Regions from separate parts of the Mus musculus genome. Here region 2 is linked to region 1. The links are chromatin loops, found by intact Hi-C in ENCODE. Cell type or tissue: heart. All regions are shown on one strand.

The links. A loop is a pair of places that touch in the nucleus more often than their neighbours do. Peaks named below come from ENCODE experiments on the same cell type or tissue, not always from the same donor. Only the 100,000 strongest peaks of a DNase experiment are listed, where the experiment ranks them.
Region 2: it touches region 1 in a loop (2.0-fold over the local background); 2 of 42 quality-filtered maps call a loop at or near these places.

The regions. Positions count from the first base shown.
Region 1 is chr4:119,508,531-119,516,530 of GRCm38, forward strand. No RefSeq gene overlaps it. Among named protein-coding and RNA genes, the nearest start is that of Rimkla, 20 kb to the left of the region's middle. In heart, no CTCF peak of the experiment used is centred here; a DNase peak (open chromatin) is centred at 4,341; H3K27ac peaks cover 1,744 bases.
Region 2 is chr4:119,457,206-119,465,205 of GRCm38, forward strand. No RefSeq gene overlaps it. Among named protein-coding and RNA genes, the nearest start is that of Rimkla, 31 kb to the right of the region's middle. In heart, CTCF peaks have their summits at 3,299 (motif pointing left) and 5,853; DNase peaks (open chromatin) are centred at 3,746 and 5,826; H3K27ac peaks cover 1,310 bases; H3K27me3 peaks cover 432 bases.

The DNA.
Region 1 (8,000 bases):
AAGTTTGAGGGTGGTAGCAATGCCAAGAAAAGAAAGGTCTGAATGTAGTCTACCCCAGTCCACCACCAACACTGTTGAAGAGAAATCAGTCAACAGTCCCTTGGGTCCCTAAGGGGGCAGAGAGGCACTTGTGAGGATCAAAAGAAATGCAGGAGAGGCAGCAGGTGGATTTCTGAGTTCGAGGTGAGCCTAGTCTACAGAGTGAGTTCCAGGACAGCCAGGGCTACACAGAGAAACCCTGTCTCGAAAAAAACCAAACAAACAAAAAAACAAAACAAAAAAAGGAATGCAGGGGTAATGGGTCTCAGCATGGTGGTGTGCACCTATAGTCCCAGCTACTAGGAAGCTGAGGTAGGGGAAGTTAAGCCCAGGAGTTAAAGACCAGCCTCGGCAAAATGCTGTGACTTCATTTAAAATAGATACACAAAAGGAAAAGGTGGTGGTGGAGCTAGCTTCCCCTTGGTTTAATGGACAGGGAACTTTTTCTTTTTTTATGGGTACGGGTGCTTTGTCTGCATGTATGCCTGCAGACCAGAAGAAGCCATTGGACCGTGAATTGAATTGTTGGACCAGAAGAAGGCATTGTGGATGCTGGGACTTGAATTCAGGACCTCTGGAAGAGCAGCCAGTGCTCTTAACTGCTGGACCATCTCTCCAATCCCAATCTATTTTATTCTGGTTAGAATTGGGGGCCGGGGGCAGTCCTGGGGTTTGAATTCAGAGCCTTGAACATGCTAGACAAATCCCCTTCCTCTGAGCTACAGCTTGGGACAAGGAACTTCTTAAGGAAGGCCACAGACAGTGTGAGGCCTGAAATTGGGGGTAGGGGTATGATATACAGCAGGAAATATGGCATATATATACACACATATATGTTTATTTATGTATGCATATGTATATATGTATATGTATATATAATGTATATATGTATATATATATGTATAAGTATGTATGTATAATGTATGTATATGTGTATATGTATGTACATGTGTATATACATATACGTATATACATACACACATACATATATGCATATATATGCATATACATACATACATATAGGTACATATATATTTTTCTTAAGCAGTCTTTAATGAAAATCCTGTATGCAACGCCTCTACTCCTGCATCTTCTCCATCATTTCTTCCCTGTATTTGCCCTTCTCCTTTCTTACTTGTCAGGACTTGGCTTTCCTCTCCAGGATCTTCTTTCGGTCCATGTCCCGCATTAGCCTGGTGATGGATGCCCACATGGACATCTGTGCCATTAGTCTTCTCTGGATGGACTCGTTCAATGTACATGACCTATTTCATCCTGCACACTTGGGCCACTTTGCCATCTGCTGACCTTTGCAGTGTCCTTGAGCAACCTGAACTTCGTCATCCTTTTGAATGGCCACAGACCATTATACATGTCTCATCTCTTTGGAAAGAGGGGAAGAGATGATCTTCCTTCAAATGGGAGGAGGTGCACTGAAACACTGTTTGCGATTCTTGCTTCCATCAGAAGTCACGAAGGGATTGAATTTCACTTTGGTGGCTGCGATCTAGCAATGGCCACAAAAGGAAAGAGCTGTTTTATTTTTTTTTTTTAAGATTTATTTATTTATTTATTATATGTAAGTACACTGTAGCTGTCTTCAGACACTCCAGAAGAGGGAGTCAGATCTCATTACGGATGGTTGTGAGCCACCATGTGGTTGCTGGAGTTTGAACTCTGGACCTTCGGAAGAGCAGTCGGGTGCTCCTACCCACTGAGCCATCTCACCAGCCCCGCTGTTTTATTTTTAATCATGTGTACCTATGTATGTATATGTGCGTATATGTGTCAGTGTGTATACGAGTTCATGTGTATGTGGGTGCTCATGGAGACTAGAGGTGTCAGATCCCCCAGAGCTGGAGTTCTAGGTGACTCACTAGATAATTGACCTCAGGTCCTTTAGAAGAGTAATACATGTTCTTAACTGTCCTTCCATCTCGCCATTCCCAGGAAGTATGACTTTAGAACTAAATTCAATTTAAACACATAGATACAAAACCGCCCTTAAACCATTTCCCCCTGTGGAGGATAGGACTCCTTACAGGAAGTAACAAGTGTTCTCTTCTCTCTGAGTTATGAAGTACTGAGCCTCCTTGTGTGTGCACAGAGTCCGTATTTTAAAAGGACGTGTGCAGGTCAACAAATGTATGAACACAGATTTCAAAGTCCTAGTGAAACGTTGGCAAAGAAATCCATTAGGAAAAGGAAAAGGTGGGGAAAAAAGCCATGCCACATCCCAGCCGTCTTTAGCTCTGAGTGCAGAACAGTGGAAAGGAAATTGGAAAACGTCTACCAGAAGACCTCAAGGAAGTAAGTACCAGAAAGAAAAAGGTCAACAGACCACCTTGTAGAAGTTTCCGGTAGAAAAACAACAACCAACCAAACAAGAAACACTGAAACACAAGCACTGTATGCTTTTCAAGCTATTGTCCTCTGGGTCACAGTCAGCCCTGTGTCTGAAGACTGTCCATGGCTCCTGTTGACCTAAATGAAAAATAATCAGAAAAAAAATTGCATATGGGCTTAATGTACACACATTTTCCTGGTCACTATTCTAGAAAGTAGGCTGTCAATGTTACTAGATTGAGAAACAACTTAGGATGTTAACCACACACACTTCGAGATGTGTCTGTGATGGTATTTTTCAGACAGGATTAGATCTTAAGACTCCGACCTCATGAATGTTCCTGTATCTTAATAGATTCATAATCTGAGGTCTATGTTAGAAGGTGAAGGGTAGGAGTGGGGGCCTAGTTGGAGGAAGCAAGTAACTGAGAAGGGTAACTTTTGGGGTCATTTTTGTCCTGGTCTTTCCCATTATCTCTCTGCCTCATATCAGCCATGAGGTGAGAGCCATCTCCCAGACAAACTCCCAACACCACATGGGGCCAAGCACCTAGTACTAAACCCTCCAAAATATGGGACAAAATAAGCCTTTCCTCCTAACAGATAGAAGGCAGAGGGTAGGGGTGTATGGGCGGGGCATAGGTGTGGATATGAGTGGGGTGGTGTGAGTGTGGGTGGGCTGAGGGGTGGGGCTGAGGGGGCAGTGAGGGTGGGTGTGAGCAGGTTGTGGATGGGCTGGTTGAGGGGTGGGTAGAGGAAACTTCTCTGGACCATTGACAGGTACTATAACAAAGGTTGGAGAGATGGCTCAGAGGTTAAAAGGACTTCAGCTCTTCTAGAAGACCAGAGTTTGATTTTCAGCACCCACAGGGCAGCTCACAACTGTCTAACTCCAATTCCAGAGGATCTGACGCCTTCTGGCCTCCTCAGGTACTGCATGCATCTGGTGTACAGACATACATGGAGGCAAAACACACGCAAACACTAAAAACAAATAAATTGGCTGGAGAGATGGCTCAGTGGTTAAGAGCACTGACTGCTCTTCCAGAGAACCTGACTTCAATTCCCAGCAACCACATGGTGGCTCACAACCATCTGTAATGGAATCCGATGCAAACTTCTGGGGTGTGTCTGAAGACAGCTACAGTGTACTCATATAAATAAAAATAAATAATTTTTTTTAAAAAGAAAGATTTGCTAAAGGATTGTTGGAATCTTTTAAAATTATTGGTAGTGTCAATGATGAATTCTCTAAGTTCTTAAGGGTGAGCATGCCTAGTTTCACTTTCTGTCAATAAGGAAGCTTTTGAACGATGGGGCAATGTGACCCTCTATTGGCAGCTGTTAGACTGTTCTTTGATGCCCCAGCCATGGTGAGGAAAAGACTGGCAGCCAACTAGAGTACCCTTCTACCGTCAGAGAAGGAGCACTTCTCTTGATAGCCTAAGAAAGGGGTTGCTGTGACTGGTGCTAAAGAGGGAAGGTAAAGATGTGTACAAACCCAAACTTGATTTCCCTCCATTCTTATGTAAAGCACACTGTGATTGGTGGAAACACAGACCTTCATTTGCTAGTGAGTTGTGCTGTGATTGATCCAAGCCACCCATTCTGTTACATAAAGTTCACTTAGATAGCCAGCTTGGGGGACATCCTCCTCTTCTGCCTCTTTGAGGACACAACAGCCAAAAACCTCATCTCTAGTGACCTCTTGACCACTTTTCAGCAGCACGGGCTGGGCTGGTAACACGAAGCAGCAGAGACATAAGGTGATCTAGATCAGCAGTGGCAATGTCAGCTAAGTAGTTGCCAGCCTGAGTTGCAGAAGTGGCAGGGCAGCCTTCAGCTTGACAGCTGAAGGAAAGGCAGCCCTAAGTGGTCCAGAGGCCAAGCTGCGGCACTGAGAAGTGTCTAGCTGCTTAACAGCTGAAGGAGAGACACATGACCAGTTCAAGATAGTGGCCAGGACAGGAATGAGGGCGGGGGTGGGCAGAAATGAAGCCAGTGAAGTGCTGAAGCTAAAGAAAGCTATAAATAGATAGAGAAAATAGAGTGCAGGTCCTGGATGTTGGAAGAGTTTCAGAGAGCTGTCGAGCTTTTAGGACCAGCCAAGTATCTCAGAAAACCCTAGCCCAGGAGATAACACACTGCTTGTCTCAAGGGCTGAGGAACCCCAGGGCATAGGCTGCCCAGAAGCTGTGATGCCAGTTGCTGCCAAGAGCTCAGAAATCCTAACCTCCTGTATGTGTGGTTTGAATGAGAATCTCCCCCGAAGGGTTAAGTATTTGAACACTTGGTCCCCAGCTGGGAGAGGCTTAGGAGGTGTGTTCTTGCTGAAGGAAGTGTGTCACTGGGGTTTAAGTGTTCCTCTAGTCCAGGTTTGCTCTCTCTGCCAAGCTCCTGCTTGAAGATCTGAGGCCTCAGCTTCTGCTGCTCCTAGCATCATGCCATCTGTCTGTTACCATGCTTCAAGATGCCTTTGATGGATTCTCATCCCACAGGGTCCATAAGTCAAAATAAACCCTTCCTTCCATAAGTTCAAGGTATTCTATTGTACCAATGGCAAAGTAAACTAGAATACTAGATCTATACAAGAGTTAAGGGTCCCAGTTCCCAAGTCCTGTAGAGAGCCCTAACCCCAGAAGGTGCCTACTGCTGCCCTGTTTGACTGATGCTAATCCGTGCTACTGTCAAATACTGAGGGACACAAAAGCTACCAAACGACTTGAAGAGCATTTGTCTTGTTAGCTCATGACTAACACCCAGGGTGAGCAGGAAGGCTTCAGCCAACTGACGGGTAACACATTAATTCTTTCTAGTAGGATATTCACTTTCACCTTATACATATAAAGCAACTTACATGGAGCTCCAAGTGATCTAGAGATGACCTGAAGCTATGGGAGAACATGCATAGATTATAAACTATTTTATTTTCAAATTTTATTTGCTGTTTTTTGGTTTTTTGTTTTCTTGAGAAAAGGTCTCCTTGGATATTCTAGAACTGTGTAGACCAGGTTGACCTTGAACTCACAGAGAGCCAACTGCCTCAGTCTCTCTAGTGCTGGGATTAAAGGTGTGAACCAGACACCATGTCTGACGCTTTTCTTTCGTCTTATTTTCCCTTCCCTTCCCTTCCCTTTCCTTCCCTTCCCTTCCCTTCCCTTCCCTTCCCTTCCCTTCCCTTCCCTTCCCTTCCCTTCTCTCTTCTCTTCTCTTCTCTTCTCTTCTCTTCTCTTCTCTTCTCTTCTCTTCTCTTCTCTTCTCTTCTTTTCTCTTCTCTTCTTTTCTCTCCCTCTTCTTCCTCTTCCTCCTCCTCCGCCACTTCTTTTTCTTTTTGGACATGGTCTTGCTATGTAGCCTTGACCCCATGACCAGCTTTCACTTACTTGATCAACATTTGATGTGGGAGTGTCCAGCTCACTGTAGGCAATGTTGCCCTGGGTTGGTGGTCCTGGGTTCTATAACAAAACAGGCTGAGCGAGTCAGGGGGGGCAAGCCAGTAAGCAGCATCCCTCCATGGCCTCTGTTTCAGCTCTTGCCTCAAGCGCCTGTTCTGACTTCCCTCAGTGAAGGACTACAACTATAAGATGAAATAAACCCTTTCTTGCTCAACTTGCTTTTGGTCATAGTGTTTATAGTAGCAACAAAAAACTAACTTACCTCCTACTCCAGCTGTTGTTATGGTTTCCAAAGCATTCTTCTTAGCAAAAGAAAAAAGAAAAAAAGAAGAAGAAAAGAAATATGCAAACATACAGAGAAAATGGACTGAACACCTGTTCCCATATTCATCTACATGGTTGCTAATATTTTGTACCCACACTTGCTTTAGATTTTTTCAAAAAGGAATAAACATTGTAAGTAGAGGCAGAAGCAGTATACACCATGATAACTTCACTCCTGACCTTCTCTCCCTTTTAACATGCATCATGCATTCCATGTGTCTTGGATACTTAGGCTTGTATATGTGCCATAAACATTCCTTTCACATAGCTGTACCTTTATGTAGATGGTACCTTACTCTACATATTATTCTGCAACTTGATTTCCTGTCTCCTTACAGTGTCTGGAATGTTGCTGTCTATCACACTGGTTGTTTTATTTGAAAGCTGCCTAGTAAACTATCTTATGCATGCAGTAAGACTGCACTTTGTTTTTTTTTTTTGTTGGACATATGAGATGTTTCCTATTTTATAACAGATAAAACTGCAATGTTTCACAGTGTGTGTGTATGTGTGTGTGTGTGTGTGTGCGCGTGCGTGCGTGTGCGCATGCGCATGCGCATGTACACATATGTGGTCCTGGTGTTTGGAGTCAGACCCTCATGAACTCTCAGTATGTATTCTAGCCGTGATCATCTGTCTGATCATCTATATATGTGACTGTACTGGCTAGTTTTGTGTCAACTTGACACAGCTGGAGTTATCACAGAGAAAGGAGCTTCAGTTGAGGAAATGCCACCATGAGATCCAACTGTAAGGCATTTTCTCAATTAGTGATCAAGGAGGAAAGGCTCCTTGTGGGTGGGACCATCTCTGGGCTGGTAGTCTTGGTTCTATAAGAGAGCAGGCTGAGCAAGCCAGGGGAAGCAAGCCAGTAAAGAACATCCCTCCATGGCCTCTGCATCAGCTCCTGCTTTCTGACCTGCTTGAGTTCCAGTCCTGACTTCCTTTGGTGATGAGCAGCAGTATGGAAGTATAAGTCGAATAAACCCTTTCCTTCCCAACTTGTTTCTTGGTCATGATGTTTGTGCAGGAATAGAAATCCTGACTAAGACAGTGACTCTGTGTACATACGTGTGAGGGGTTTTCTAGCCTGGTAGAATAACGAACAAGCAAACAAACAATGGGATCTGTGCATCAATTGGCAACCCAGTTTTCATTTTCACAACTATACTGGAAGGGTTTTCTTTCCTTCTGGAGACGGGGCTTTGCTAAGCCACTTGAAGTGTGTGATCCTCTCACCCCATGTTCCCGAGCAGCTGGAATCACAGGTATGCACCACTGCCTACAGCTGTCCAGTTATCTTCTTATGCAGAAGAAAGAACTGACGGTCTGTCCATCAGCATGAGAGCCTGGCGCTCCATATGCGACATCTGTACCAGTATCCTCCACCACTTTCCCACTTAGATGGGTGTGAAATAGTGTCCCAAGGGCTTCCTTCAGTTGCCTGGTCAGGGGGAAGGCGCATTTTTTGCATATTTATTTGCTACTCTGTTGCAGTAAATCTCCAACCCAAATATGCCATGGCAATGAAAACACAACACAATTAATATGGATACATGCTATGTGCCTAGATTGGGCAGATCTACCACTACACAACCGTCTTCCACATCTATGAGAGCCCTTAGAACTTGTGGTTTCTCCAGGACATGTGCTTCTGCTCTGCTTTTCTTCTTCCTCCTCCTCCTCTTTGTCTTCTCCCTCTTCCATTTTCTCCTTCTTCTCTCTCCCAACCTTCCACTCCACCTTCCCTTTTTCTGCCCAATCATCAGCTCTCCTTTATTTTACAAATTAAGGTGGGAAGGTTTACAGGAAATCACCTGAGTACTGACTCAGTCCTTATTCATAACCCCTCACAAGAGAACAAATATAATTAGCCCCAGGGCTAATTAACATCAA
Region 2 (8,000 bases), 51 kb before region 1:
CTGGACCGTGCTGTTCCAAAGGGCCTCGGATGACCACAAGTCTCCCCAAATGGCTCCACCACCTCTAAGTCTCACCATGCCCGGCCGCAGCTCCAGGTGCAGATGAGGCAACTCCGTGTTCACAATGACCATGAGGAACGACATCCTGCAGGCCCAGGAGCTCACGTGAAACAAACATTTGGTCAAGAAGTGTTTCAAAAGTGATGCAGCAGCATGATTTGAGTGACAGAATTTGCCTCCGTTTCACTTGATACAATGTCTATGCCAATCTATCAGATCAATGGCAATGGGGTGGAGATTGTATTTCATGTTTGTTCATATTCAAACACAGTTTCAGAGACTGATGAGGTGGGAGTAGTGACTGGTGGATGGCGGTAAAGGCACTTGCCTCCAAACCTGACCACCCGAGTCCTGTCCCCAGGAGCCACACTGTCAAAGGATGGAACTGATTCCTTTACACACACAGCTCCTTGGTGTATGCACCACGGCGTGTGCATGCGCATGCACACGTACACACAATGGATGGGTAAATAAATGTAATTTTAAAAGTTTCAAAATAGCAAATATATAAACAAGCAGCCAGTTATAACTTTTAAAATCATAAAAACAAGGTTATTAACTGAGCCACACTTAAACAGTACCAACATTGTTACTTGCTGGCAAATTTTTGTCAAGGTTTTAGATTTCCCCAAAGATCCTAATAAATAGGGTTGGGAAAAGGGGGAGGTAACAAAAGAGCTCATAGTTTGAAAACTAAATCTCACTACAAGAAACACAGTTGTATGTAAGGGGGCAGCAGGGGCAGATAAGCCAAAAATGACCCCTGGGATTTTTTTTTTTTCTGGTTTGAGCAAGTTGCTGGCATTGTGCACCCAGGAGAAAAGCCCCAGAGAGCAGGGGAAAACCTGTTGGGATACAGTGACTTGGAGATGCTTATGAGACAGAGAGGGGCTGAGAGGTGAGTAACTGGATATTCAGAAAAGGAACCAGAGTTCAAGAGAGAAATTTGATGATTGTCATGTGCATGGTCATGAATACCTTGACAACAGAGATCACGGAGGGATGATGTGTGGAGAAGGAAGAGAAGAAACCCTGAGTGAGGAAACTGAACGCATGATGGAGCAGAGGCAAAGGAGCCCCGGAGGCTGACATGTGGCCTCAGAACTCCCATGATGCCTTGCTTCCATCCAGCTCCCACCTCCCCACTCCCTGTGTTCATTCTACCGCATGGGCTTTATCGTTTTCTCTATACATCTCTATTGTTTTCTGAACCTTGAAAGTAAGTTGCAGATATGGTGCCATTTTAGCCCCCAATATATATTTTATATAAGGAAAAACAAACAAACAAGTGCATTGCCTTGGTCTCACCAGGCAATTGACATAAGTCTGATACTATACAATGAGGACTATAGTCACATATTATCCTAGCTAAGTCTTTGATAACAAGAAACTCCTGGCTGTTGTATTTCTTTGGTCATAGACTTTGGGATCAAGAGGGTATTGCTTCTCAAATGTTCTCTTGCTTTGAGGATTTCAGCCAAGCTAGTCTAAGAAAGAAATATACAAGTTAGACTAAAGATCTGTGTCACTGAGCTAAACTATCCTATGCTTGGTTGAAGAGCACAAGGTGTGGGAGAAACCTATTCTCCGAGTTAGGAAGAGTCTGCAGTGACAGCAGCAGCCAATGGAGAAGCAGTGGGTATCCGTGAGACAGATAGGTGGGAATAGGAGCAGGAAGCTTGGAGGACCCAGAACACCACAGGACACCAGGAATCAAAGGAGAGGCAGTCCCAACATCTTTCAGCTTAGGGCGACTATACCCAGCCCAAAGGTCTTTCCATCGGGCACCACTCTACCCATTTCTGCCAGAGCCACAGACAAGGTGGCCGGGCAGCAATTACTACTCTCTCCTAATACCTCTTGCCATGACAATCCCACTGGCCTATGCCGGAGCTCTGTGGAGTTCTGGATGCCTGGGCTAACCAGAATAAGGACTGAGAATTAATGGTGTCAAGGCATATTGGTAATGTTGCCACATGAGACAACAGCATATGGAAACAGTTTTTGAGATTTTTATTTCTAATTTATGTGCATGAGTATTTGCCTGAGTGTATGTCTGGGTACCATGTACAGTGCCTGTGGAGGCCAGAAGTGGATCCCCTGGGACTGGAGATACTCATGGCTGTGAACCACCAAGTGACTGCTGGGAACCAAACCCAGGTTCCTTGCAAGAGTGGTGGGTGTTCTTACTGATGGAGTCAGCTCTCCAGCACTCCCATCCTTGAAGGAGAGATTCTCTCTTAGTAACTGGAGCTTGGAAACAGTGAGAAGAACGTAGGAAAGAGGGACAGTGTAGCATGTCAGAGTGGATGAACATAGCTCATTCCAGACCCTACAGGGGCAGACATGTGAGAACCACTCCTTAAGTGTATGGCAGACCTCTCCTGCAGCCCCTCTTCTGAGACCCTAGGCCCATCTTGTAAACCGTAATTCGAGAAAGTCACATTCTTTGGTCTTTGTCACTTAGAGTCCACTTGTCCTAGCTACTTTATTCTCTAGTCTGTGCTAGTGACCCCCAGACAACAAGAGCCTCAAAGGAAGACCCTTGTTCAAACAGAGAACTTCCAGAGATGATGTCAGATTAGAAACCTAACTGGAAGACTTGGTGAAAGAAACTCTGGGCAGTAGACACAACCTCTGTCCCTGTAAAAATCAACTGTAGTGTAAAGGAACTTAGCAAGCCAGGTGACATCTCTGTAGGGAAGCAAGAGAAGTTGTGGGGAATCCCATTAGGTTAAGTCTTAACAAACACCTCCAGGGAGGTCATCGAGTCCCCACACACTTGTGCTGCAGGGCAGCGTGACTGCTGAGGACTGCACACATGGTTGGTGGTGAAATCCCAGAGCTGGAGACTCTGAAGCAGATCATGGTAGCTATGCCTGAAGTCAGTAGAAACCTCTAGACTACGGGGGCCACCGTCTCGTCTCCTTCACAACACTGACACTGGCAAACTCCCAGGGGAAGAGATCCAGCAAAGCCTGGGGCTGGCTGGTCCAATGGCCTCTACACTTCCATGGGCAGAGAGTAAGGGGGCTGACATTGGGATTGGGGCAGGCTTAGTGGAGAACTGCAGCAAGGGCTACCTCCACCTCCTCCCCAGGGGTGTAGTCAAAACAGAGATAGCATCAAAAGGAGGAATAGAGCTACAGTGCTCAACTCAGTACAGTTGTACCAAAAACCACATTCCAAAGCTGTCATCACAACTACTTGTAACTCCAGGGGATCTGATGCCCTCTTCTGGCTTCTGTGAGCACTACACTCACATGACAGTCATTCACCCACATGGCATTCATTCGCTCAGATTATATACATATACATAAAGGAAAATATAATTTTTCTTAAAAAAATAAGTATGAAAAGGAAAGAAAGGTCGCTGACAGCGTTTGGGGTGAAGGTGTCTTTGGCTTCAGCGGCTGACGCTCACCCTGACTCTCACCTTGGCTTGAATTCCTGATCTGCCTGCTGCTGCTGGGAATAGCCTTAGTCCAGGGACTTGAGGCCTGTCACCCTGGACAGTCCTATCACAGCTCTTTATCCAAGAAGCCTCTTGAAAGGTTAGGCAAGAGCAGCCGTGATGGTCCCACTGGCCAGTCAGAGCTCTTCGGGTGGATGCAGAGTCTCTCAATCCCGGAAGACTCCTGTCTGCACCAGGCTGCCATTTAAAACAGCTTTTAAGTCTCCCACGTGGTTTGAATTGTAATTGGCGAGTCAGTGCAGGAGAGCGTGGCAGGCGGCCCAGACAAGCTCTCACCATCTGCAACAGTGTTTTCCCCCATCAACTTGACAACAGGGAGCTGTTACAATTCAGACAACACTCTGGGTTTGAAAGGAAAATTATGGTTTTTTCAGAATGCAGCTGGTGCGCCAGTGAATAGGATGGCGTCTCTCTGAAGCATCCCCCTCATTTTATGATATGAAAATAATAAAATGGAGATTCAGCATGTGACTCTTACTTAAACGGATGTCCAAAAGCCACAGCGCACAAAGGCGAGTGAAGCATTCTGGTCCGCAGTAATAATCTTAATAAGAAAGCAAAGAAGAGCAAGTCATTTTAAACTGATTTCTTCCCTTTTGGGGGAGTTAACTTTGTTGTCGCTGTAAAATCGGCTTGCAAATGAGCTCTTTGGCTTTCCAGTTAACGTCTGTTATTTCTTTACAGCACACTCTGTTTACCAGTTGTGCGGGGGAAACCCACAGTGGACTCTCCCCAAGGGAGCTTAGCCTAGGTGTTTCCCATAGGGGAGACTGAGTCTCATAATCACTCCCAAATTTCCCAGGCAAAGGAAACAGATTTTTTTTTCTCCATGTGAAAAAAAGAAGCTAGGCAGAATTAGCAGAAAGCCATGTTGGCAAGTAGTCTGCCTGAATTCAAAAGGATCACGCAAGCTTCTCCAGGTCACTGGCTTCCAGGAAAGCCTTCACACACCCTACCTCCCCAGAGCTGAGGCCTTCCTGAGCTTGTACGTGTTTTCCTTCTCCCGTCACCCAGTGGCACTGCTGTGCTGACCCTTGAAGGATACAAACTTCATCTGTGGTGTTTGCCCATCGTTGTGGTACAGAAACCTCTACCGCAGTGGATTCCAAGCTACCCAGTGTGACATCACTGCACCGTGAGGTAGGGAAGGGATACGGACTGGCATCCTATTAGGTCATAGTCCCATCTCACAAATACAAATAACCCAAGAATGCAAAAGACCAGGGAAGGAACTGTGAGATTTTGAGGTTCTTCCTCCTCTTCCTCCTCCTCTTCTTCCTCCTCCTCTTCTCCTGCTCTCCTCCTCCTCTTCTTTCTCATTGGTTTGTTTTCGAGATAGGGTGTCCCTGTGCATTCCTGCCTGGTCTGGAACTTACTATATAGACCAGGCTAGCCTTGAACTCACTGAGATCTGCTTGCCTTTGCTCTGGGTCCTGGGATTAAGTTTAAATTTTGAGTGTTTAGCCGGGCGTGGTGGCACATGCCTTTAATCCCAGCACTCGGGAGGCAGAGGCAGGCGGATCTCTGAGTCTACAGAGTGAGTTCCAGGACAGCCAGGGCTACACAGAGAAACCCTGTCTCGAAAAAAACCAAAAAAAAAAAAAAGGTTTTGAGTGTTTGCTTATTAAACTCAAGCCAGGGTTTTCATCAATTTCTGCCATTGGATGTAGCCCAGGGTGACCTAGAATGCTTAGTCCGGTTGTCTCTTTCTGGGTGCTGGGATCACAGGTGTGGGCTGTCTGGTTTTCTCCACTGCTGGGGATTGAACTCAGGGCTTCACGTATGCTATGTGGGCATTTTAATTACCAACAGAACCACAACAAACTCAGCCTCTATATGAAACATATTGTAGTCACAGACTTACCCAATTTGATCATATCTGGTGACTGTGCTTAGTAACCACCTCACAAGACTCTTGAGTAAGAAGTACCCGCTCTTGTGGGCCAGGACTGGCCAGCTCTCCCATATTTCTGCTCTCTGGGAACTTCCAGGTAAGGCTAGACACAGGAGGCACCTGGCTAGTCTTGCCTTCACAAAAACCTTACCAGTTCTCCGGTCATTCAGGGTCCCTCATCCTCCCTTTATAATAAACCAGATCTTCTTCTACATAGGAGATTCTGGGAGTCAGCAGTGGTTTAGTCTGCTCTGTCTGTTGGTTCCATCTGACCTCAGGCTGTCTTCCCCGCCAAGTCCAGATGGCATTACTGTACTATCAGCTTTCTCGGCTTGGCCCCTCCCCCTCCCACAGTCCTCTCCCCCTCTGTTTGACAGGTTTAATGCAACTCCCTGGCACCTCCTCCCGTCCATGTGATGCAAAGCCAGCAAGTCATAGGACGGAAGAGCCAAGAAAACCAGGTGCTAAATCATGCAAGGTCAGGCTTCCCGGCAGCTCCCAGCTCCCCAGTGTCCCAGGCAGCTTTTCTTCCATGATTTTCCTAAGCCATATACATCCCCCATGGCTTGCATTGATATCCTGCAGAATCTCAAGGATGGATGGAACCTTCCAGAGACATTAAGCCAAACAACAGTCTGCTCTTGCAGCCATTCCCCCTTTGCCCCCCTCTCTCTCCCAGCTGTAGAGCTGCTGTGTGCCAGCTTTTATCCCTTGGCACTCAGCCATGATCCTGGGAAGGCACTGCTTACGAAAGCCAGGCCTGTGGTAAAGTGTTTCCCTTTAAGATGGTGTTTATTGCTCCTACTTATAGCTGACAAAAGATTCGATAAGGTGTGGTGGTTGTGCCTTGGGTCACACAAGTTATCTGGATTGAACCAGATCTGACTCACATTGGTACCATTCACTTTAGTCTGCGTCACCATCCGTAAGTGCACCCAAGAGCTAGAAGTACAAATGGTTGCTATGATACCAACCAAGTCAGTACAGTGAGAATAAAGTGTGCCACCTTCAGAGGTGGCGTTCAGGTGCCCCGTGGGGAGGGAGATGACTATGTTGAACAAAATCCCTTTGAAAGCCACCACAATTTAAGGTGAAATGGTGACAGGAATCAAGGTCAGAGAAAGGATGGCTATGTATGGGAGCGTGAAAAGACTTGTTCCGGGGAATGAAGACAAGTGGTACATGAAAGAAGGGGGGATGGAGTCCTGTGCTGTCTGGGAGAACATTCTGCGTGTTGCCAAACCTGCACTGCTGCAGCCTCTGATGGCCCCTCCCACATCACTTACACACACACACACACACACACACACACACACACTCGCACATATACCCCTTTAAATGTTGCCAAGCTAAGAAATGTAGGAAGGAACAAAGCTTTATATCTTAATGGACACAGTGCGGGGACAAAACAACACCGTCTCAAAGAGAGGTAGCAGGTGCTGCCAAAACACAAGGCCTTTAGAAACCACAGAAATTCCAGGGCTCAGAATAGAAGCCCAGTTTCCAAACCCATCTGGTTCTCATGGGGCAGTTGCCCACTGACGTTGGGCTAGATCAGGAAGGTGGCTGTGTACGGAGGCTTTGGAGGCATAGCCTTGCCGGAGGAAGTGTGTCACTTGGGGTGGGCCTTGAGGTTTCATTTTGAGTATGTTCCGCTTCCTGTCTGCAGTTCCAGGTGTGACTTTTCATCTGCTCGCTGCCAAGCTTCCCTGCTGTGACGGTCCCTCAGGAGCCAGAAGCCCCAAATAAACTCCTCCTTCTCTAAGTTGCGTTGGTCATGATGTTTTATCACAACAATATAAAAGTAACTAAGGCATCTCGTAAGGCAGTGATCTATATGAACCTGGAATTCCTAAGCCAATGGCAATGCCAGGAGTTTTGTTTTTTCCTTTTTTTTCAATAACTCTTTTGTGCATTTTATTTCTATGTGTATGGATGTTTTGTCTGCATGTATATGTGTGCACCACATGCATGCCTGGTGCCTGCTGAAGAGGATCTCCTGGAACTGGAGTTATAGATAGTTGTAAGATACCATGTGGGTGCTGAGAAATGGATCCTGTGTCTTTTGGAAGAGCAGCCACTGCTCTTAACTACCTACCTCTCCAGCCACACCACTAGGTTTTCTGTCAGGATCTAAGAACATGAACTTTGAGGGTGGTGACAAATAGCTGCTGCTTGTGTCCTTAAAACATCTGCCCAGACTACCACCAAACAGAGGCCATACTTGTGAGCACAGGGGACAATGTCCAGTTGTGTTTGATGAGAGTCACTCCCCACTTTAATGTAGATGGTATTCAGTGATTTGGTTGGTCCTAAAACCTCCTTTATCCCCCAAATTAACTTCTTCCATTTTTCCTATATTTGCAGGGTGCCCTTACCATGACTTAAGCCATTTTGTCTCCTTTCCTCTAGAGTTTCAAGTGATCCTGATTTCATCTCTGCCACAAAACTATTCCAGGCCTTTTCCCCATCTCTCTCCTCCCTACCCTGGCCTGTTTGACACAGGACTGGTCAGGAGGGATGCTGAACCCACAACAGCGATGCTCATGATCCACTTATGCTATGTCTCAC